Regions from separate parts of the Homo sapiens genome. Here all the other regions are linked to region 3. A link is a loop called in an ENCODE intact Hi-C map of the cell type or tissue named here. Cell type or tissue: PC-3. All regions are shown on one strand. Region 1 overlaps L3MBTL4 (L3MBTL histone methyl-lysine binding protein 4). Region 2 overlaps L3MBTL4 (L3MBTL histone methyl-lysine binding protein 4). Region 3 overlaps L3MBTL4 (L3MBTL histone methyl-lysine binding protein 4).

Region 1 (8,000 bases), 210 kb before region 3:
CACATCTATAACATATGCAAGGAAAGAAAGCATAAGAATGAATTTTATGTCTAAGTTGTCCTTCAAATATACAGGTTACGGACTGTTTTAAACATGCACAAACTCAAGAAATATGGTTCCCATTAGTGCTTCTGGAGGATATCTCTAGAGGGGAAGCCCTGCAGCAAGAAGGCTGATGCCGAACACTGAGTATGTATAAGTCTAAAACACAAAGAAGACAAAGGGGACAGAACAGTTCAAGAACATGAGTTCCGACAATGGAGAACACTGGAGAAAAAAGGGAGGCATGAGGTCAAAGACAGAATATGCTCCTTGACTGCTTGATATATAAGAACTATGAGTCAAAGAATATCATACAAAGCCAACAAATCAAATAACAGAAGTACACAGAAATTTAATAGTATAAAGACAAACATCCGTTAAGGCAATATTATTGAGTAAAATCTGGTGTGAAGGGGAGGAGAAGAAAACATCATTTTTCTCACTAATATAAAAAAACTGGCATACAAATTTAGTAACGTACATAAGCATGAAGGAATTGCAGGCAAATGACTACCCCATAACCCAATGAGGGCCAGATGTTTTATAGGCTCAAATTATCAAACCTTCAGAAAGGAGAGTAAGGAAAATTCTCTTCACTCCTACAACTGATCTAGCAGATATTAAAGCATGTTAAGAAACTTCAATAGTTAAATAATGTGGCACAAGTACATAGACAGACCAACAGAGCAGAATAGGAAGTTCACAAATAGACCAAGTATTTATGGAAATTTAGTACATGCTAAGGAGGCATCTCAAGTTAGTAAGGAAATGATGTAAACAGTGTTGAATCAGGGTATCTTTCTGAACAAAAAACAAATAAAATTAAGTTGGGTTCATAGCTGACATGATATTACAGGATAAATTCCAAATGGCTAAAAGATTTCAGGTAAACAATACAACCCATAAAAAAAGTTGAAGAAAATATAGCAGAATTCTATCATAGCATGGAAAAGATCTCTCTATGTTATTAAATCCAAGAGTAAATAAAAAAATGGTAAACAAGGGCAACTGAAGCCTAAATCAGCCAACCAACTAAATAAACAAACATAACGCTCACAAAAAAGTAAAGTCAAAAGCCAGACAACAAAATGGGGTTTTAAAAAAAACCATTTGCGACTCATATCACGGAGAAAAATCTAGTGTCCTAAAGCATAAAGATAAAGAGCTCTTAGAAACTGCTAAGAAAAAAACTAACGTGGCAACAGAAAGATTGCCCAATCAAACACAAATGACCCTTAAACATATGAAAAAAATGCTCATAATACAAAAACTTACTTGTAATTAAAAAAAAACTCACGATAAGAAAATGCAAATTAAATTTATACCAAGATAAAATTTTTCAATTTACCTTGTTGGAAAAAAATTCAAATGTTTGATAACATGTTTTATTGGTACTCAGAAAAAAGCATTCTCAATAATTACAGGAAAGAATGTAAATCAATATATTATGTATGTTGGGTGATTGGTTATTAAAGTAACAAATGTATATTCTGTTTCATTCTGCCATTCCACTTTTGGGAATTTATCCTGTAGGCCTACTAGCACATGTGCAAAATAACACATGTACATGGTTATTCACCATAGCATTGTTTGTAATAACAGAAGACTGGAAATACCCAAACGTCCACAGTGGAGGAGTGGTAATATAATGATATATCCATCCAGTGGAACACTACCATGGAGCTATAAAACTACCCTCTAGGCACTAAGAAGAGGCTCCCTTTTTTATGAGTGGGTTGAAATTCACAGGATATACTGTTATGTGAAAAAAATTCCAGGGAGCACAGTACATACAGCATGCTACTTATTGTGTTAAAAAACGGTGAGGGTAAGAAAATCTACTAAGTTTGCTTGCTTATGCCTAAAGAAACTCAAGGATACATGAGACTTTTGTACCATGTGAACTGGCTACCTATTCAAAAATCAAATTAAAAAGGCAAAACAAAATGCTAAGATAGTTGTGTTTTATGTTTTGCTTTACCAGAGGATCTGTAAGATGTGGTTTCTTTTGTTATCTCATTGCTTGATCTGGAGAAATCATAAGGAAATATGACCTTTCTTTGATCCCAATGGTAAGTGGCCACGGGGATCTATCCTTGCAGAGTGAGAATGGGAGACCTCCTCCCCAGCACACTGAGCCCTCCTCCACACTCCGCTCTGTAACTACAGACCCCACTCTTCCTCTGCAGGAAGGCTGTGACCTCGGCCTTGGCTTGGTTTTTGCTGTTCTAGAGGCACGTGACAGCTCAAGGAAGGTCGATCTGTATCTGACAAGAGATGTCTGTGGGCTCCTCAACAATATGAGATGTTACAACTTTCTATCCAGGTGTCTTAATTTGGGCTACAACAAAATACTATAGATTGGTGGCTTCAACACCACCTGAGGAAGCCCTGTGAGGAGAGGCTGTGATGATGGGAGGGAAGTTCTTGCATCCTCACGTGGCCTTTCCTAGGTGTGTGTGTGGAAGGAGAAAGAGCTCTTATGTTTCTTCCTTTTCTTACAAGGGCATAATCGTGTCTGGGGGCTTCACCCTCATGGCCACATCTGAACCTAAATGCCTCCTGAAGGCCCCACTTCCTACTACCCTCATTGGGGATTAGGGCTTCAACACATGAATTTGGGAAAACAGAAACATTCAGTCCAGAGTATCACGGGTTTGGATTTTGTATAAATTCCTAAACTGCATACTGTTTATTACAATGTGGCTCTTTTCTTTTGCCAATGCCTTTATACAACCTGATGTTTGCTAAGTCTAGGAATGAGGCAACAGTCTGTGTGTTGTCTGACGGATTGACATAAACCATTTCAGACAAATGGAGAGCCTCTCCTACTTCAATAGACCTCCTTTAGGAACCCATTTCAGGGTTTAACACTCTCAGTGGGATGGGAATTACTTATTGTCCAGCTATAAATACCAGTGATTCTTGTTCGGCACAAGTGGCTCAGAGGTGTGGTGAGGAACCACACAGACCTCGGGAGGGGTGAGCTATAAGGCGGGTTCAGACCTCAGACAGAATGACCTTGGCTAGGGGTGGCAAGAAAGGTGAGCATCTGGCAGGCAAAGATTCTTAGTTACAGAAAGGCAGATGGGCAGGCAGGACAAGAGGTCTATGGCAACCTAAACGTAAGGGCCAGAGAGTGAGTCCAGGAGTTGGGGCCTCAGGCTGACAGTACAGGTAGGTGTTAGTAGCACCATGTGCCTTGGAGGAGCAATGACCAGTCAGGATGAGGCCAGTCTCTGGTCCTCAGGCAGCAGAGGACAGACTGGGTGAAGACCTGAGGGTCTGGGTCCAGGCTGCCCAGGAGCCTTGAATTTCCCTGTTTCCACCAGGAACTCAAGGCTCTCTAACTCGACACATTACAATGCTTATGCTTCCAAAGTCCACGGAGAAGTCAAGGTCCTAAAGGCCAGTTTTAGTACCACTGCCCCTTGGTATTCATGGGGAAATTGGTTCCAGGACCCCTTTGGATACCATTGACAGGATGCTTGAGTCCCTTATATAAAATGGTGTGTATCTGCACACAACCTATGCACACCCTCCCGTATACCTGTAATCATCTCTAGATTACTAATAATACCTAACATAATGCAAATATTGTACTGTATAGTTTTTTACTTGTGTTATTTTTATTGTTGTATGTTACTTTTATTTATTTACTTGTTTTGAATGTTTTCAGTCAGCAGTTGGTTGAATCTGTGGTTGCAGGTAAGGACACAAACGGCTTCCTGTAAATGTGTGTGAGAATTCTTAGCACAACTTCCATCTTTGATATTTAAATCAATCTAATTTGGTTCTATTCTATTTAGCCTTAAATGAGACTACAAACAAAGCTGCCCATTATCTCTTATGAGTCAGCTATGCACTTAAGAATCATATTTCATTAGTTCCTTAGTCATCTTATCTAGACTTTAAGAAACATACTTTAACCCTCCATCACCAGTCTTTTTTGGCTCTTTAAAATCGATGTTTCCCTTCTGTATCCTTGTCGTGTTTTCCATGATGCTTTTAAATTCTAGTTTTGACTGGATGTTCAACAAGGTGCGAAGTGTTTTTTTTTTAAGGTGGTAAACTGAAAGTAATACATTTCTGATTAAGAAGCCTCTATTCTCTCTTTCTTGATAAGACAGGCATTAAAATATAAAAGCCAGAACATGAAATAAGAAATGCTAATGAAAATCTCACCAAGTTGGAGTTTAGAGTTTAAAATGTTGCTAATCTAATAAGAAACCCAGGATGAATGTGAAGGATCAGGCAGCTCAGAGAGGAACTGTGCTGTGCCTTCAAAATGTCCTCCAAATTTCACATGAAAAATGGTTTGTGATTCCTTTTAATCAGTGATGACTCAACTTATTAAAAAAAATGAAGCCTCAACAAGTACAACTGGAAAGGAGCCTCCCCACCACCTGCATAAATGATCGCTGTAGTCAGCGCCACTTGCATGTGCGGTATTAATACTGCACATTTCTCCTGTATGACAGATCTGGTTTCAATCTGTGTTTCTTCAATTTTTATCAGTGTTGGCCTAGATTTCCAAAGCTGAGCTAAAATGGAAATATCCTCCCCGCAACCCGCTTTAACCCATCTGTCTCCTTTTATTTACATAATATAACATCTTTTTCCTTGAAGAAGTCTAATTTATTTATTTATTTTTTTAAAAAAAGCAAAATGGAAGTAAAATAAATAGAAAGTCTTTCCTCACAAAATAAAACATAGGATCTTCCCTGTGGGTTTATACCTAACCAGCCCTCACTACGACAGCAAATTTAATAAAATATCAGTATGAGGCAAGGCTAAACATCAAGAAGAACATTTCTTTAATATGCCCATGACTTTAGAATCACCCTTCACTTGTCAAATGATTCAGTGACACCTTCCAAAATACAGAATGCAAGAATATTTCTGATAATCTGCTAATGTTGGTCTCCTTATTCCAAAGTGGGGAAGTCAACCTGGATAATGACTTTGCTAAGTGCCGGCATGGGAAGGGTTTATAATTATGCAGACTCTGTTGTTGTTACTGCTGTCAACAGAATAATTTATCAACTTATGGTGTCTCATCAAGGGACCAAAAGCACATCACCAGTAAGAAATGATTTCTAAAGAAGACTTAATTACCACTCTATGTGTTTTTAATGCTGGCTGAAAATACACAAGAAGACAAGCTAAAGTGACATGTGACAAGTTCTCATTTAGTCTGTCAGCCATGATAGCATATTCAGAAAGATAAACAATAAAAAAAAAGGATCAAGAGATAAAGGTAGATCCTCCCATGACCTCAAAATAATTATAGTATTTGCTGGTGAGGCCAAAGTTTCTGTACACAGATACCTGACATAGACAGCTCTATGGAATTCAAGGGAAAATTAGGGGAGGGGACAGGTGACAAGCTCAGTCTGTGGTATTAATCGAGTAGTATTCTGACTGAGCCCCATCTGAATTTTTATTTACCCATTCTAATATTTCCTGGAAACTAAGGCTTTTTACTTCTCTCTCAGTCTACTCAAAATGAACTACTCCCCACCCCAAGGTGTTGCCAGCATTTATTTACCCTTGTGAAGGCAGCGACATATCATACCCTTCGGTGCCTCTCCACTCCTTCTCCATCCTCAACAAGCAAGTAGTCACTAGCAATTAATCAGACCAGCTCAAAGGAAACACGGTGGCTTTTAGGCATACAACAGACCCATTAGACATGGAGGACAGAGGCCTGTTTCCCCTATGTTCCTGGTTTCTTGTAATAACACAAATATATAGTAAAAAGTGACAGGAGTTTTGGCTGAAGTTGAATTGTTAAAGGGATATTTTTAAGTAAAGGAAAAGTCATCACTGTTTATTGAAACAATGGCCTGGGCTGCTTTTCCGATTCCCATTAGTAGTAAACTTTGCTTCTGGACAGAAACCTTTTCTTTTGTTCTTTGGCTTGAAGCACATTAAATTCAAGTTTTCCTTAAAAATAAAATCTGAAATAACTCCTTAAACCTGCGGGCTGCTGGACTACGAAGATGGGAGGAGAGACATTTCAGGAGTCAGCTCAGGTACCTGTGCTGTAAAGCCTGGCACAGCTAACATCTAGAAACTGGACACAGATTAGAGGAAAAGCAGAAAACACGGAGTGAAGATCACAAAACAATCAAGATGAAGAATGGAGGAAAGGTTATCCTAAGAGCTGTCAGGGAGGGCCACAGCAAATGCACTGAGGGATGTATAGTTATGTTTGCCAACTGATGAAATAAATATCAACGAGGAGAAAAATCTCTTAGGAAACAAGCAAATCGACAAAAAGGAGATAAAGAAGAACTGCAGGTTTCAAATCTCTGGTGTAGATAATTTTAAAAGCATACACAAACATCAGATTTTAATGTCAGTTTTGTCAGAAATCAACAGGATTAACCATGTTTCTCTTTTGATTAGTGGTGATGGCATGCCCTGGCATTTTCTGTATTAAGTTCTCTGTAAGAGTCTGGGCGCAGTGGCTCATGCCTATAATCCCAGCACTTTGGGAGGACAAGGTTGGAGGACTACCTGAGGCTGGGAGTTCAAGACCAGCCTGGGCAACATAGTGAGACCTTGTCTCTACAAAATTAAAAAAAAAAAAAATTAGCCGATTGAGCCCAGGAGTTTGGGGCTGCAGTGAGCTATGACTGCGCCATTGCACTCCAGCCTACACCACAGAGCAAGACCCTGTCTCTAAGAAACAAACAAATAAACGAACAAAAACTCTGTAAGAATCCATGGGAACACGTGCAGTTTCTTGTGGGTCTGTGCACTTTTATAAACATGCTGTGCCTTTACTCTCTGTGCAAGCTTGTCTCTCGTTCCATCTCTAATTTGCTTCTGGCACCTCTCCTCTCTTCTCCTTTCTGCTTCTCCCATTTTTCTTCTCCAAGGGGCAGCCAGAGGTCCCCATCGCAGCACAGTTCCTCAGGTCTTGGCTTTGTTTTCCTCGCCTGATGGAGCAGTGTGACCAAGTGGTTCCCTCAAACACAGGCTCACTCTTTTAAGGGGAAACAAATAATCAAACCTTCCAGTCACTCACTGCAGGGTCCCTGTAGGTCCAATTCTGATGCCAGAAGGAATGTCTCAGTGTGGACTGACTTGCAATGAGGACCTAGAGGCAGGCACTGGCAGGTGAACCCCAGCCCCGCTGGCAATGGGAGGCAGCTTTTTAAAGTTAGAACATCATAGTGAAGGGAAGACTCACCCGCTCCTTCTCCGTGCCAGCTCTCTCTCCTTCCAGCTTCCTGCATTGTCTTGCTCTTCCCCTCACTTGTCAGCTACAATTGGCTGGAACACAGTCTTTGGCTGACTCAGAACGCAATGTGTAAAAAACTTTCAGTTAAATACTTCCTTCACTTTTCTATGATGATGAGGAGCTGTGCTCTTCTTCTCATCCTTCCACTTCCAAGACACTCATAGATTCCTGCTCACCGTCTCTCCCCATCTTCTCACTCTGCTCATACCCTTGGCAGCCCTAGCCCCACCCTTGCCCAGTGAACGCCTAAGTTCCTTAGCGCGTCCTCGGCCCTCTGTGACTGGTCCAACGTCCCTGCCATCTGCTCTTGAAGTACTGCATATGCCTGCCTTTCAGGGGTCTTGCAATTCGAATTTTGCATGATTTGCCATGTTTTTGATTAGTCTGGCTTTCCTACTGTACATATGAGGCAGACATAGCTTCCAGTTTTGTCTATGATGATCCTCAAATCTGGCACATATTAGGCAACCAGAAATATTTGCTGAATGAGTGAGTGATAAAAGGGATTGATCTGATATTTGTTCTATTCTTGTGATATGCTTTCTCAACTATTTTCTCCTTCTCTTGGTACCAGGTCTTTCCTGGTAGAGAGAAGAAAGTCACTCCGTTTTCTCATAGCCACTCTGAGGGCAGGCAGCCTGGGAAGTGGTCTGTGGAGGCTTGTGGCTGGCAATGAGAAGACTTCTCTTCTAGTTCAAGGTCA
Region 2 (8,000 bases), 160 kb before region 3:
AAGGAAGAAACGAATAGGGCAGCAAGCTTGATTTGCTTTCCTTGGTAGGACAGATTCAGTGGATGATTGCGGCCCTTTCTTCAAAATGTCGGCAGTGGATTGGGCGTGTTCTGTGACTGTGGTGGAGACAATGACTGTGGCCCTGGGTGGAGCCACCACCTTCCTGTATTTGTGGGACTGTCTGAGGAGGTGGTGCCTGTGCTAAGGGAAGGTTTCCTCCTCGGAGTGGTGAGCTGTGTTCACGGACCCCGGCACCGTAAGAGCCTATTTTTCAGCATGGCGTTCACTACACTACCTTAAGAATTCTTGGCTTGGCAGGATGAGTGTTAATAGTGGGGGAGAACTGAAAGTGGCCACTGTGGGGCTGGAACAGATATCACAGAAAACACCAGAGGAGTCTTGTAGAATTTCCCATCAGTAGAGACTCTGTCTCATTCAACATTGATGGTGCGTCTTTGGCTATTGAGCTCTGAGGTGTTTCCCTTGCAGTTTCCCTAATACCAATTGTTCAGTGAGAACATTTCTACTTTAGAAATGGGTTTTTTGAAAAGCAACTGGAGGCAGCTCCAAAGGCTTTGTAAGAACTTAGAGAAATATTTAGTAATGACTAAAAATTTCCTTTAAGTCGACTTCATAAGCATTTTCTCTTTGATGTTTTGATTTTTAAATTATGAATATACATAGCTACTGATAGCATGCTACCAACTGGAAATTCCTATTAACTGGCATGGTCGCATGGATAAATACAATTTAAAGTGATGTTAAAACAATGGCTCTGAAGTTAAGTCTACAGAGTGCTTTCTGAATCACAAAGCAATACAAATATGTTCAGCATTTTTCAGTATCAAATTAATTACACATTTTCAGAATATGGCAGTTTATATATAGCTAACTTTTAATAAAGAAATATATTGGATTGTAATAACTATGAATCAGTACTTACTCCCTGCCAGTTGCTGGCTACAGTGAACAGTGGGGCTTACTGCACTTCTACGCCTCTTGTGGAATAACAAATATCAGTCTTCAAACATTTAAGCAAATGAAAATAAAGGTCAAATATCCTTGTTTGCCCTTTGCAGCTGAAAGGGCAAGTTACACAATTCTTATGTATTTTTCCATCTAATCTTCTGAGGAAAGAAAGAGAATCTGAATTTACGTTTTGCAAATGGCTCACTTTTTCTTACTTTGCCAATAGTGGAGAATTTTCTGTTTCAAGACTCAGTGCGTTAGTAGGCTAATGGACATAAAGAATTCCAACACTGCTAGTTCTCAGGGAAAGAACAGGCCAACAAAATGGAAAATGTACTGCAGTGGACGAAATCGTGCTATACAAATGGAGTGCTGTAAATCCCTAAACTACAGTGCACACTTGTTGGCAAGGCAGAAACATTCACAATTCAGAGGATTCCAGCAGGACGTCCCGTTAATTTGTATTTCCCAGAACAAATTTATCATTCGGAAGAACAAGTCCAATAAACAAACGTTGATTATCAACCAGTCCTTGTTCATTGTGTCTTTCTATTTTTAAATGGTAGAAGGAGTGTCATGCATTTCCAGCTAGTGTTGGCTCTTCACAATACACTATGCTAAGACAGTAAAATAATTTCTAATCTAGTTAGGTGTGTTAGTAAAGCATCTGCTTGCATAGCTAAAATACTAATTTGTGATGGCAATAAACATAGAGAAAGAGGCAAGGGACTTATTTTCAGAAATGCTACAAAATTCACTCAGTACTGAGTTTCCACTGCAGGACTGGAACTGGGTTAGACTAAGAGGATGCGAAAATAAGTGAAGATTTCCTGCTTATAAGAATGTGAAAGTTGCTGGTACCAAAATGGAGTCACTTATGTCCAATCCTAACGAAATGGATACAGGAGGCCATGAAGGGAAGGCCCTCATGCACATTTGTCTGATAACTGGTACTATCACAAAAGGCTGCCAACACCACAACCTTCACAAAGGCCATCGCAACCTTGCACAAAGATTACTTCTGTGAGGATGCCTGCTCATTAATGGCCTGTTCACTAATAGACTGACTCACCCTTGTTATTAATACTTGTAGCCAAGGATAGTTGCTTCAAAACAACGAATGCAACTGCCCTCCTTTCCCCTTTAAAAACCTTGCCTTCCTTTGCTTCTCTGGTTGCGCCTATGGTCCACTGCAGCATGCGTATCCTAATGACAATTTCTTGCTATTCCCCAGTAAACTCTTTCTTTGGAGAGCTTGTCTCCCTCTGTTGTTATTTTAAGTTGATGGGAAGTTCACAGTCTAGTGGGCACATAAATGATATGTTCAATAAAGGCAGATGACCTAAATATGTGAAAAGTGACTGAAAAAAATCATGGCGTGCAAATGCTTTTGCAAAGTCTAATTGACATGCTTAGGTTAAGTTCTATACTTCAGAATGTATAAAAGACATTTTTTGCCTGTTTTTGCCAGGTGCTAGCAAACACAACACCTCTCTTCTGATGTTGCTCTTCAAGTCCCTCTGCTTCTTTCCTACCTGGGAGATAGAGGCTCTCAATGCTTTTGTGTGTTTGTCCATTCTTAGTGATAACATCTTCCCCACTAAAGACTCTCTAAACTCCATCTTTACAGCACTGTAGATCTTAGTATGCGAAACTGATGGACTGAGACACCTGACTCAGCCTGCATCGTCACAATTTTTTTTTCTTGGCAAACAGATTGTCTCATACATTGCTGTCACTTAAGTCCCCCAGAGTGCCCACCGGCTCGCATTAGGAGGCAGTGCAGGATGGCAGTCCAGTACAGGCTCTGTAGTAAGACCTGGATTCAGTCCCTGGCTCCATCCCTGAGGTGTGGAGTCAGGGGTATGAAAGTCAATTCCTGTACCTTAGTTTCCTCTCTCTGTGAGAATATCAAATCAGATACTCCCTCCAGGGGTTTACCACACTCAGTACTCTTACTGCCAGTGAATGGAACCACTTAGCAAACATCCTTCTTTTCCTCCGAGGCCCTCTGCCCTCGCCCCCGCCCCTTCCCTGACACTTCATTCCCCTCATCCTTTGGATCTGGGCCATGTCACTTTCCCAGAGACAGGCCCTGATCTCCCAGCCCTGTGCTGCCCTTGCCTGGCACTTATCTCAGCTGTAACCTCAAACAGATTAACGCTTCGCCACAGAGCTCCACAACAGCTCAGACCAGCGCTGCTCTTATTTACTGTGGTATGGCCTGTGCCTAGAATAATGCTGGGTATGTAAAGAATATGTCCTGGATGAACCCATGAATGATGCTGGGACCACAGACATGGTTCTGTGGAAATGCCGCAAGGCCCCTGCATGGCCAGGGAGGTGGCACCACACAACTGGGCTTCGGGCTCTTTTTCCCTTTCCCTGAAGCTCAGCTTCCCTCTGCTTCACTTACAGGTTATTCCACATGAATCCACTGGAAGACACTAAAATACAGTTGAAAACACCTGGTTTTAAGCCTCGTTCAGAGGAATTGCACCTTTAACCTCAGGAATCTGTGAGACAGTATGACTAGATACCTTAGCGCTGTCCATTTGGAGAAGCAAGTCAAATTTCATCTCATGCCTATTTTCAGTGACTAGTTATATCATCCTGAGTTACATATGAAAGAGAAACCATTTTAGTCATCCCAACTTCTCTTATGAATTTCCTAGATGTTCATGATGTTTAAAGATATTTTAACCTTTGGCACAATGAAGCCCCCCAAAGAAAATTTCTGACATTTTGGACATTCATTCTCTGATTAATTTATATTGTTAATGACATCTGATATTATGACCATGTTCACTTTGCTCAGACCTCATTATCTTTCAAATCACTAGGCTTAAAAGTTGTCAAGGCTGGGATAGAGGTGTAGGGTTCTATGCCCCAACCGTTAAGAGGAAGAACCATTCACCTGACCAGATATATTTGAAAGTAAGTTTTCTTCGATAGTATGTTAAAGGCACAGATTGATTGATTGATTGACTGATTGATTTTTTTGCTGGGGCAATCTAGACAGCTTGGTCAGCAAAGGTTTTTTATATTAAGGCTAAATAGAAAACAATGCTCAAACAAGAGTTACAACTTTGAAAACTTGTTATTCTCCAACCCTCATGTTAACAGAAGTGATTTTAAAAACCATCTTTTGATACAAAATATAATAAGGAAACAATTAAAAACCTCTGCAATTTAGCCAAGCACAAAGCATCATCTCACAGTGGTCCGGGGGAGGGGTGCCCAGTGCCAGAGAAACAGTGACTGAGTTGGAACCCAGATTCTCAGACCCCCAGGGAAGGATCCTTCCACTATTATACTTCATGATATGTATGTGAATCACAGATGACTAAGCTTTTGTCCTCAGCCTCTTCTCTGTATAAGGGACTTTGTGTTTATTTTTAAAGCATACTAATATCAACTGTGAACCATAATCTAATCACTATGCAAGTGGCTATAAGGCGATGACCTCAGAGTTGCACTGGTCAGCCAGGCGGAAAACGCCTCAGTGTTTCGGGGGGAGTGGTAGTTTCCTCTACTTTGTTTTAAAGCATGGATTTGGGTTGATATGTCCATATTTCATTAAACTAAAAGGAATCTGGGCTGTAAAATTCATTAACAGTGAGACAGCGATTCTGTCATTTCCAAGAAGAAATTTCTGGCCAAGCAGAAAGGCATTCTTCTTAAGAAAAAAGAGACTGTCATTAAACAAACAAGCATGTCAGAGACACTGAAATGGCTTTTGCCTTCGGACTTCAGCGCCAATCTATTCAGCACAAAGCAAAATTCTCAAAGTTTCAGCAGAAGTTTGCTTTTGTGTTTGAGCAAGAACTCAGCAGTAGTCAGACAGGAAGCAAAAGTCACTGCATCCTGAGCACACACACCACATGGGCCCCTGCTAGGCAGGAGGCACTGGGCAGGAGGCTCCCTCTGAAGTGTTATTAGCCTACTTCCAATGAATTTATGGAGAAATGTCTGAGTGCTGGTCAGACCTTTATATATAGTGTGCCTTATTTTTAATGCCCTTTCTTATGCACTCAGCTGCTTTGAGAGGTAGAGAAAGGCTCTCTATGCGACAGGCAAGGAGACTCAGGCCCACCCCCAGGGCTCAGCCACAAAGCGAGTTTGTGGCTGGGCTTAAAGTCAGGTCTCCAACCCCACTTCTAATGGCACTTTCCGTGAAACCACACAGTCAGTTAACTCCGTGGGTGTCCTGATGAAATGGTAGGCCATGGGGGAAAAGCTCTGGATTTGCAGAGGTCACTCTAAGCTGCAACTCTGTCATTATTGAGCTGTGTGACGTTGGGTAAATCACCTGCTCTGCAGATCAAGTGCCTCAACAGTAAAACAGAAACCACAATCTTTCAGAGGAAAAATGGGACAGACATGAAAGTAATTTATAAATGAAAACTGCTAGATGAACATATTGTTATTATCAGTATTACTATCATAGTGAACATATTAAGAAAACAGTTATTTGATGCCACTGCTAATTTTTCTTTTCTTTCTTTCTTTCTTTTTCTTTTTTTTTTTAAGATGGAATCTCGCTCTCTCATCCAGGCTGGAGTGCAGTGGCACAATATTGGTTCACTGCAACCTCTGCCTCCCAGGCTCAAGCGATTCTCCTGCCTCAGCCTCTCGAGTATCTGGGATTACAGGCATGCCACCACGCCCAGCTAATTTTTGTATTTTTAGTAGAGATGGGTTTTTGCCACGTTGGCCAGGCTGGTCTCAAACTCCTGACCTAAGGTGATCGTGATCTGCCTGCCTTGGGCTCCCAAAGTGCTAGGATTACAGGCATGGGCCATTGCGCCTGGCCAAAAGTATGTTTTTCATAATAACAGAATAAAAACTAGGCAAGAGTGTATAACAATCTATCACCACTGGGGAAAATTGGTTTTTATTTTTTAATTATCTCTTTCTAAAGGCAAATAAAAGAGAAAAATGTCATCAAAATACCTATATCTAAAAAACTCAGGAAACTTCTCTCTCTGTTTAGTTTCTACTTTCTTTAAATACTTCTTGTTTACTTTATTAATTTTTTTGTGATTATTTTATAATCTGACTTTTTCTGAACCTCAAAATCACTGAAAACTTGGCAGTCAAAATGTGAAGAAAAAAATGCATCAACTAAAAAGTATTCAAAAAAAGAAAACAAATCAACAATGAAAAACATTAAAAAATAATGAACGAGGGAGAACCACGTAAATAATAGAAGAAAGAGTTGTCTGTGCTAATAAATAAAGTCCATGACAAAAATGATACACGGTGTACCCCCACAAGGCAGCAGTAACCATAGCAACAAGACAAGCAGTGTACTCAGAGTGACTCAACCAAATACTTAACATATATCAGGTATAGTTCCTAAGCCTATTTTCATATGGTATTGAAATATTTTATGCCCCTTCCTTATCTAAAATTGCTCATAATAGCTATTCCTTTAATTTATAAAGAGATAAAAATTTCTTGTGTCTTAACTTTTGTAATAATCAACATGACTTAACTCAAGTATGCTGGAACCAGCAACAACTCTCATTTTCTAGTTCTCAGTAATGAATTTCAGTTGAACTGAAACAGATTGTCCAATGATACGTGTGGGAATCAAGACATCAAATCCTGATTCTTCTCCTTAGACATAAGGTGCTTGGCATTACTATTTATAAGTTTTATCTCTTAGAAATTTAATGAAATGTCAAAATAGCAGTGCTGTCTGGGTAGAGAATCCCAGGGCAATCTTTGTCTGAAGGTTTTTAAGAAAAGGAATTCCACGGCCTCATTCTCTACATTGCTCCAGTACCCTGAACCTTCTACCTAACACTTTTGCTGCATCCTTTAGAACAAGCCTTGAATTGTTCCTCATTGTCTGTGTCTTTATGGAGTATAAATCTCAGGTTTAGAAAACTTTTTCGTACAAAACAGGCCTGTCTCCCCAAGGAGACTATGAATCAGGGAAGTTTTTGTTTGTTTTTGTTGTTTTTTTTCAAGTCCACGGTACCCATAATCAAGAGAAAAAGTGTCTCACACTATCAATCTGATGGAGGGATGCAGGGGCTTTCTCTCTTTGATCCAAGGTATATTTGAAGGTAAAGGTTCTTTGCTCTGGCCTGGGGACATTTCCCTTTAGCACTGCAATTAGAGACAAAGAAGACAAAGCCTGGCAGTGCTGTGGGAGGAATGATGAATAAAGGAGAGAACTGCTTTACTTTGGGGGGCATCCTCTACACCCATAAATAATCCGTACATGTTCATAGACTCTAAGGATGGAAATGCCACATCTTTCAAAGCCAACATGCATGTTAATCTGATACCGGGAATAAGGTGAAGTTATTACAATTCCCTATCACCTTGCCTGGAATGGTGAGCCTGGAATCCAAGAATCTTAGAAGCCAGTTTTGGCTCCTGAGAAAAATACTGTGCAGTGTTGGAACACAAAGGTGCAATTATTCCAGTAATAAGATCTGCTTCTCCGGTTGTCTCTGGGCTGTCCACTCTCCCACAGCTCTGCACAGTCAATAGCCAAGGACCCTCAGCTGACGGCAGGTGTCAGATTACTATTCCAGCAGCAGTGTCAGAGGGACTGATTACGCATCTAGTCTGGAGTGATGTGGAAAGGTGAAGCTGCATTCTATTATAACCAGAGACAGTGTCAGTATGGAGAAGAGGATGTGTCAGAGACAGACTCCAGTTCGAGAGGGTTATTTCTGGAATACTCCAAGGAAGCCTCTGGCGTGGCTGCCCACATGCACCAGACTTGTTGCTGTGGAATGTGGTGTTCAGAGTTGTCACTCCCTCAAGCCTTGTACCTAAAAATAAGTATCTACGTATTAAAGCAGGTTTATTTTTACTCAGACTTTCTTATTCTTGCAGTATAACTTTTCTTCACATTTACAATTTCAAAATATTTTGTCAATAATGTTTATAATTCTTAAAAATCCATAAATCATAATCCATAAACCTTAAACCAAAGTCTTGTATTCCAGCAAGAAAACTGGCTTTCTCATTTTCATGTATTTCTGGAATTTGATAAGAAAAAA
Region 3 (8,000 bases):
TTGTAATTACAATTTCCTAAAATTGCAGTTAAAACTATATATTGAACATGATATAAAGAACTCTATTTCAAATTTCCTTCTTGTTTCTCTTTATGTTTGTGTTCTTTCATTCCTAATTAAATTTGCTAGAGATCTATATAGTATAGTTTTATTTATCTTTCCACGCAATAAGTATTTAGATTTATTCATCAGCTCTATTTTTTCTTCTTTTTTCTTTTCTAATTATATTGTTTACTGCTTTTACTCTTATTACTTCCTCCCTCCTACATCTCTTCAGTTTATTTTATATTTGTTTTGTCAAATTGAATTATAAACATAACTTATTTTCATTTAAAATGAAATAGACAATGAACCTGCCATTGTTGCCACTAAATTCAGGTTTAGACAGCTGGACACATTTTTTAAAAATATGTATTCTTCTCACTTTTTATTTTCTAGAAACCAATTATAATTGTAATCTGTGTTGTCTTGATTTAATCCTTAAATATTTATTTGAGATACTCCAAGTAATTTTCATATTTGTTTAAAATAGTAACACTAATATCTAGTTTACTACATAATAGTTTCAGAATGTCATGTGACATATAGAATTCCTGCTTTTGAGGTTTGAGGATTTCTTTTTAGTATAAAATAGAGTCAACAATTTTTAAAAAACAGAGTATATATGTATTTTAAAGTATGTTAGCATTTTCAGTAATACAATCTAGCTATATTATGCAAAAATCTGTCCTTTAAGCAGAAAGTCTGAAGCAATATGCTCAATTCTCTAAAATAAGTATTTTTTTACAATTCCCCCATATTTCTGATCATTTTTCCTTCATTTTTATGCTTTTTAATAAAAATATATTTAAAGGAAAGTACACAAATCAAGTGGATAGACTGAACATTTTTCAAAAAACTAGCATACCAGCATAACCAGACACAGATCTAAACCAGGACATTTCCAGAGCTCCAGGATCCCCTCCCCATCATCGTCCCTTCTAGGCACCATACCACCCTCCTCAAAGAGAAATCCCTACCCTCGCTTCCAACCACAGAGATTTGTTTTCTTCTGTTTTTCCCTTTACGTAAATGCAATCACACAGCATGTGCTCCTTTGTGGTGAACATCTTTTGCTCTGCATTCCGAATGTGAGGGTCAGGTGGATTATTGCCTTCAGAACATTCATTTTCATTGTTGTATAATATTCCATTATGTGAGTATTTCACAATTTATCTATCTATTCTACTGATTGTGGTCATTTGGGTGGTTTCCATTTGGGAGCTATTATTAAAAATGCTGCTATGAACATTCTGGTATATTCTTTTTAGTGATAAGAAGTATACATTTATGTTGGAATGCATCCAGGAGTAACACTGCTAGATCATGGAGTACTTTGCTTCATATTTTGATGTTACATCATTCTGTACATAAAATGTTTGGCATGAGTTGTGCTTTCTATTTATTCTTGATATAGAGAAAATTTCCCTTTCCCTTTTGGATACATTTATGTATTTTGTCTCAAATTATTTTTACTAAAAATTATATTGCCACCCTATTATTTTCTGTTTGTGTTTGCTGATAATATTTTACCCATCGTTTTTACTTTTATATTATTTTGTTCCAGACATATCTATTTTAATCACTTTCTAAATGGACTTTTAAATTAATTTACATTTGTTTTCACCACTAGTTTTTTAATCTAATTTCTGTAAACATGTTTTAAGCTGAATTTTTTTTAAGCTCTCTTGAGGTTTCCTTTGCTTTCTATCCTTTCCTTTATGAGTTATACTATATATTTTATGTTTCAATAAGTATTTCTGCAGTTGCATTTACTTTTTCTTTTTCAAGAGATGAGGTTTCTCTAGGCTGCCCGGGCTGGAATGCGGTGGCTCTTCTGACACAGTCATAGAGGACTGCAGCCTCAAACTCCTGGGCTCATGTTGTTCTCTCACCTCCGCCTTCTGAGTAGCTGGGACTACAGGCACATGATACCACACCCAACTCTGCATTTACTTTTATAGCTGATACTTTTTAAAATCATCCAAATCCATTTATCACATTTTGGATCTCCACATTTCTGTGTAGATTTTGAACCATGCCCACACCTGGCCCCTTCCATGCTGGGCTTCTTCACCCAGGCACCTGACCAGTACATATGGTTGGATAGAGCGAAAGGAAACCTGAGTGTAGGGGACTAAGGACTGGATGTGAGGTAAGTAAGAGAGACAGTACCTGGTCCTGTCCCAGCCTGGTAAAGAGACTTGGCATGCTACTGTGAGAGTCACTATCCTTCTTCCCCTTTTTGTGAAAAACAGGTGAAAATTAAAGGCTGTGACCGTTTTAAATGGCTCTTAAGCAGCAATTGCGTCTATGCCACTCTCAGAAATGAGCTATGTACATGCAAAAAAGGGAAAATATTGTACCTGTATATTCCCTGTTCAATGAACCCAAAGAGAGAAGAATGTCATATGGCCCAGGGAGAGTTGCAAAAGCCACGTACTCCAACTTTCTTCCTTCCGACCCCAGCCCTGAGTCCTGGTAGACCTTGGGAAGCAAGAAGTAGGGCTGCAGGGGGAGTGGGAGGGGCCAGGTCCATGCACACAGCAGTGCAGCAATACCGTGGAAGAAGCTTTCCAACGATTTAAATTCCTACTTGAGACAAGAATGAAATACAGGAGACCGCCCCATGGAACAAGAACAGCCTTTAACCTCTTCACCCCTCTCAATGAAAACCCACCTCTAACTGGCTTCCATTTATAGGTAAGCACTGTACTCACTTACATGAAGTCAGTTATTCCTCATCTATCCCTGTGAGGTACACTTTTATCTACATTTTTTAGGTGAGAACTTGAGCCTTGAGCAGCCTGCCAAGTGCTATACAGTTAGAAAGTGGAAGAAATGGTATCTGAACAATGACGCGTGGCTCCATCAACCTCATACTTATCACTTCGTCCTGCTGAGACTGAAAACCCAGCGCATCCATGATCCAAGGCAGCCCCTTTCAGGCCTCAGGACTGAGATGCTGAGCTCCCTCTGGAGGCCAAGGCATAGAACTGCGACAGCGAGAGGGCGGGACTGTAAACTGCTGGACTGGAGACTGGGCTATATTGTTTAAATTATTTATTCATGTCCCACCTCATTCCATGCCATTTTGAGTTAAAAACTTGCATGCTTTGGTTCAGCCACCCATGCCCACAGCCACAGCTTGGACCTCATTCTTTAGGTCCAAGCTGTGGCTGTGGGCATGGGTGGCTGAACCAAAGCGTGGAAAAAGTGTCACAGAAATTAGGATCAAGGAAGTACTGAGCTAGGGCGTCGGCCACTCAGCCCTGGATTTCCTCATGGTGCCAGCAATTCTTCCGGTAAAACGGTAGATCTGGGTGACAAATATCTTCAGTTAATGATGAAGAATAATTAAAAATCATCTGGATGGTGGCAAAATTAGGGGTGAGATGGAGTGAAGCAGAACAGCCTGAACGCTCAGGAAGAAGGGGATTTTCCAAACAGCTGAGAACTGTTTTAGAAGACGAGGAGAACTACTTGGGATGTGGCAAAATAAGCCGTCTCCTTTACAGGCTGCAGGGAAGTGGTGGCCTCGAGAGGGACAAAGGAGGAGGCCCTGTGTGAAAAAGCTGGGATCAGCTGGACATGGCGGCACACACCTGTAGTCCCAGCTACTCAGGAAGCTGGAGTGGGAGGATCACTTGAGCCGCTGAGTTCAAGACCAGCCTAGGAACATAACGAGACCTCACCTCTATTTTAAAACACAATTTAAAAAATAAAAATAAAAAGAAGAAACTGAGATCTAGGGAGATTACTTCCAGAACCTGGAGTGGAACGCATTCAGGGTCAAGAAAAAGCCCTTCTGGAGGATGCAAATATGGAAGCAAAAAAGGAAACATGTAAGGGTTAAACAATGGTAAATATAAGTTAAAACCTTCTCTACCATGTCATTCCAATGGCTTCCTCGATTACACAGGGGAAAAGCAAGTGCTTACCATGACCTACAGGGCCCTACAGAACTTGGCCCCACTACCGCTCTGACCTCATCTCCTGTTCACTACACTCCTGCTGTAACTAGAACACTGCAGACATCCTCCCTCTTCAAGTTCTTGTACTTGTTGTTCCTTTACCTGGAGAGTTATCTGTAGATATCCTCCAGACTTGTCACCTTATCTCAAATGCCACTCAACTGTCACCTTCTCGCTCAGTCCCACCCTGACTCTCTATATAATAGGGAGCCCCCCTCCCAAATGTATGTGCCCTTCCTAACCCCATTACTTGCCTTATTCTTCTCCACAGCACTTATTGACACCTAACACAGTGTGTGTTGTGAATATTTCATTTCTCTTGCTCCATTAGAACATAGGCTGCCTTATGATAGGAATATGTTCACTTCACTGTTATTTCCTCACAACATACAGCTGGTATTCAGTAAGTATTTGGTAAATATTTGTTGAATGAATAAAATATATTTCCTGAAACATTTACATTTTACATTTTGGTGGCCAAGAATGATAGAGATACAAGCCAAAATGATACCAGTCTAGCCCCAAAATTCTGAATGAAACTCTGATACAAAGTTTTTTGCCTGCTGGTACTGGTGGCATCAGAGGTACCATTTGAACAAAATGGTGCTGGTGTGTCAATACTGGCTAATGTTCCAACAGCACTGTAAACTGGATGATGCCAAGAAAAAGCCGTCTGATCTGTGGCATCTATACAATGCAAATGTAATACTCCTCAGTTTTTTTTTCCATATTAGAAGGCCATGTAAGAAGGTGTAATACTGGTTTCAGATTTTTTTTTAAAGGCACCCTCGATTATTTTTCCTCTAGGAACAACAGCCTAAGCAGCAACCTATTTTTTCCACTGGAACATTCTTTCTAAAGAATTGAGCTCATGAATCAATAGCACAAGTCCTTAAGTTCCTGACTAGTCTGGGTGACCTGTCCCTTAGGAACTAGAGAAGCAGAACAACCACAATTATACTGGTGGCCAATTCAGGAAACAAAATCATTGCTGTATGACAAGCAGGTTTTAAGTAATGGCCAATAGTCCTATTTAATAAGCAGCAATAAAAGGGATCTGCCAAGGGTCTATCACAATAGACAAATCTATCTGTCTATTGGATCTGCCAAGGGTCTATCACAATAGACAGAATGTTCAGCATGAACACACATGCTGGATGGACACTTCATCAAACTCAATTCTACTGATGAGGAAAGTGAGACCTGGCATTTTAAGTGACTCATACAAGGCAAGGCAACTAACAACGAAGTCAAAGCTAGAGCCTGTGTCTCCTGACTTGCAATTTGTAGAAATCAAAACTTCTAAAGAGCTACTTTGAGGTTTACTGAGTGCTCTAGGCTGCTGGGCCTGAAGTCTCAGAGAAAGCATCAATAGAATAATTAGGATTATGTGACTAGTACCAGTGCGGCCCTGGCTAGCTTTCACTATCATTTTAAGAACCTGAATTATATAAGAAAGCCCCTCAGAGGCCACTTATTCATTTGTTTCAAGTGTCTCTCACAAGGCAGGGCAGTGAGTCATCCAAATATCCGGGCCTCCAATGATAGAGATTGAGGAAAGTTACACTACCTGAAAGCTGTCATTCTGCTAGTAGGTTCTGCACATACAGAAGGGCCCTTCATGGAAACAATCATAGGACCAAGTGGTCACTAATTGTCTTGTATGAAATAGTGGCATGCTGTTCAGTACATGACTCAGAAATACAAGATTTGAAGAAAATCAGATGCTTCAATCGTGGCCAAGCCTAATTCAGGTTCACCCTTTATTGTTTCAAAACACATGTTGAAAATGACCTCACATTTACGGTGCCTTAGATATTAGAAGTCTTACATTCATATTCAGCTCATAACAATTAAAGTTAAAATATCTTTCTGGCAAAAGAACATAAGTTAGACTCTCTAACATTTACAGCAGTACGTCAGATTTTTTACTTGATCATTAATTAGTTTCTAAAGCATAGGGAGAATTCTTTGATCTACAGTATGAAATATCAGCACCTCAGGAGCTTGTCAAAGAGCTCATTTTATAATTGATTGTTTTGCTCAAAGTATGGCTGAGCTGTACTATATCCAGAATACACTATGTAAAGAAATAAACTCTCTTTTGTGTCTGGCGAGATCACCAGAAAACAACCTATCTGTGTTGCACTGGCTGAGCGCCCAGCAGAACTGTCTTCAATACCATGGCTCATGCGGGATCTAATCTAACCCAATGTTTTGGCAGGCATTTGAGACAGAGTAATGAGTTCTATTTCTCTCTGTCTCTCAATACTTAAGATTTTAAAATAAAAAGCTAGGGTTGTTTTTCTCTTAGTTTCTCTAACCGTATCATATTCCACTGAGTGACACTCTATTACAGACCTAGCAATCCTCACGTTATATCTTTATTGTTCTTTATTACATCCTCAGCTCCTAGCTGTGCCTCACATTTGGTAGGCACTCAATTCATATCGTTCAATTCATTAATTAATAATTTATATTATCCTCTGAACTCTTACCTTCCTTATGCCAACAGAATCTATCTATAGAAACTAGCACAGTTCCATTTAAAATACAGTAATCTTTTGTTTGGCTAAAAAAAAGTTAATGGCTAAGGTTGCAACTAAAGGAAGGATTTCTTTGGACTGTAAATTTTTCTATTATAATATAATATAATATAATATAATATAATATAAGCTTTGCAAGGAAATTATGAGGTAAAGTGGTCATTGGGTATCAAAATATTAATTTGCAAAGCTAAATATTTCTATGTGTTCATGAAACATCTAGAATATCTACTAAGTAGGTCCAGCCAATTGGTGATTCTAGAGAATCTAAAAAAACCAACTGTGTTATTTCTACAAAGTACATTTCATTACCTCCCAAAATACCAATTATTATAGCTTTATTCCCTAATAATAAATGTTCATTCAGCCAACAGGTTTGAATGCTCAATTTCCAGTTTAAAAATGCGGAAATAAACACATACTTTTAGCTGTGTTCCCTTCTAAATGCCAACAGGTATCAATAAAGGCATTTTTAAATGAATGTTTAACACAAAAATGCTGAGTTAATTTTGATATAACACATTATGAAATATTATGCAGTTATTATAAAGAAAGAATTTGAACTATACAGATGAGTTGGAAGGAATTTGCCATGAGACATAGTTGAGCAAAGTTAAAAATGATGTAAAGTAAGTACCTAATATAATCCAATTTTTACAGCACAAACAATGACAAAAAAAACATGGGCTTATGAACACATGGATATGAGCATGTATGTGCACATGGATATGCAATCATGAGAATCCACAAAATACGTACAGTATAAGATGATGGCTTTTCCTCTTGGTAAGAAGGCTGAACTGCATTTCCTAGACTCCTATGTAGCTACATGTAGTCCTGTGACTGAATTCAGGCCAACCCATGTGAGTAGAAATGATGTAATAAGCTACCTCCAAGTTTGGCCCTCCCATGTACAACCATCAGCTTCTTTCTATTCTCCGGCTGAAATGGAAAGATTACCAAGAAATTGGAGGATAATCCCAGAATAATTGCATGGAACAGAACTAGCCCCTATCAGCCATGATTATACTGTGACAGGAGCAAGAAACAAAATCTTAAATGTGCTAAAAGCACTAACATTTTGGAGCGGTTCGATATACTAGTTAGCTCAAGGTGACTAATATTAAGGGATTAGCATCAGTTACCATTTGCTCGGTGGGAGTAATTAACCTGGGTGGAAGGAGAAACCAAGGGGCACTAAGTGAGAAAACTCTGCAATTATAAAATAGTACGAATATAATGTTATTTATGCAAAAAATAAAAATAAAAACAAAACTAATATGAAGACATAAAGCCCCAAGGCGAACAGGTAAAAAGCCAAATGCAAATGAGAAATGTCAACAAAAATCCCTGGAAGTGTAAAAAAGAAACCAACAAATGAAAACTGACTTAACAAAACTTTACAAAGCTAAAACATAAATCTGTTAAAGAAGAACACATA

What was found. A loop is a pair of places that touch in the nucleus more often than their neighbours do. Peaks named below come from ENCODE experiments on the same cell type or tissue, not always from the same donor. Only the 100,000 strongest peaks of a DNase experiment are listed, where the experiment ranks them.
Region 1: it touches region 3 in a loop (2.5-fold over the local background); 2 of 110 quality-filtered maps call a loop at or near these places.
Region 2: it touches region 3 in a loop (4-fold over the local background); 3 of 110 quality-filtered maps call a loop at or near these places.

What each region holds. Positions count from the first base shown.
Region 1 is chr18:6,006,040-6,014,039 of GRCh38, forward strand. All of the region lies in intron 16 of L3MBTL4 (L3MBTL histone methyl-lysine binding protein 4), which reads right to left. Among named protein-coding and RNA genes, the nearest start is that of TMEM200C, 110 kb to the left of the region's middle. In PC-3, no CTCF peak of the experiment used is centred here; DNase peaks (open chromatin) are centred at 3,952 and 4,442; H3K4me3 peaks cover 598 bases; H3K27ac peaks cover 1,632 bases.
Region 2 is chr18:6,051,550-6,059,549 of GRCh38, forward strand. All of the region lies in intron 16 of L3MBTL4 (L3MBTL histone methyl-lysine binding protein 4), which reads right to left. Among named protein-coding and RNA genes, the nearest start is that of TMEM200C, 160 kb to the left of the region's middle. RefSeq lists an enhancer at 4,261-4,555. In PC-3, no CTCF peak of the experiment used is centred here; DNase peaks (open chromatin) are centred at 4,322 and 4,752; H3K4me3 peaks cover 1,077 bases; H3K27ac peaks cover 3,129 bases.
Region 3 is chr18:6,216,297-6,224,296 of GRCh38, forward strand. The region is part of intron 10 of L3MBTL4 (L3MBTL histone methyl-lysine binding protein 4); the gene reads right to left. Among named protein-coding and RNA genes, the nearest start is that of L3MBTL4-AS1, 36 kb to the right of the region's middle. RefSeq lists an enhancer at 2,917-2,966. In PC-3, a CTCF peak has its summit at 3,020 (motif pointing left); a DNase peak (open chromatin) is centred at 3,015.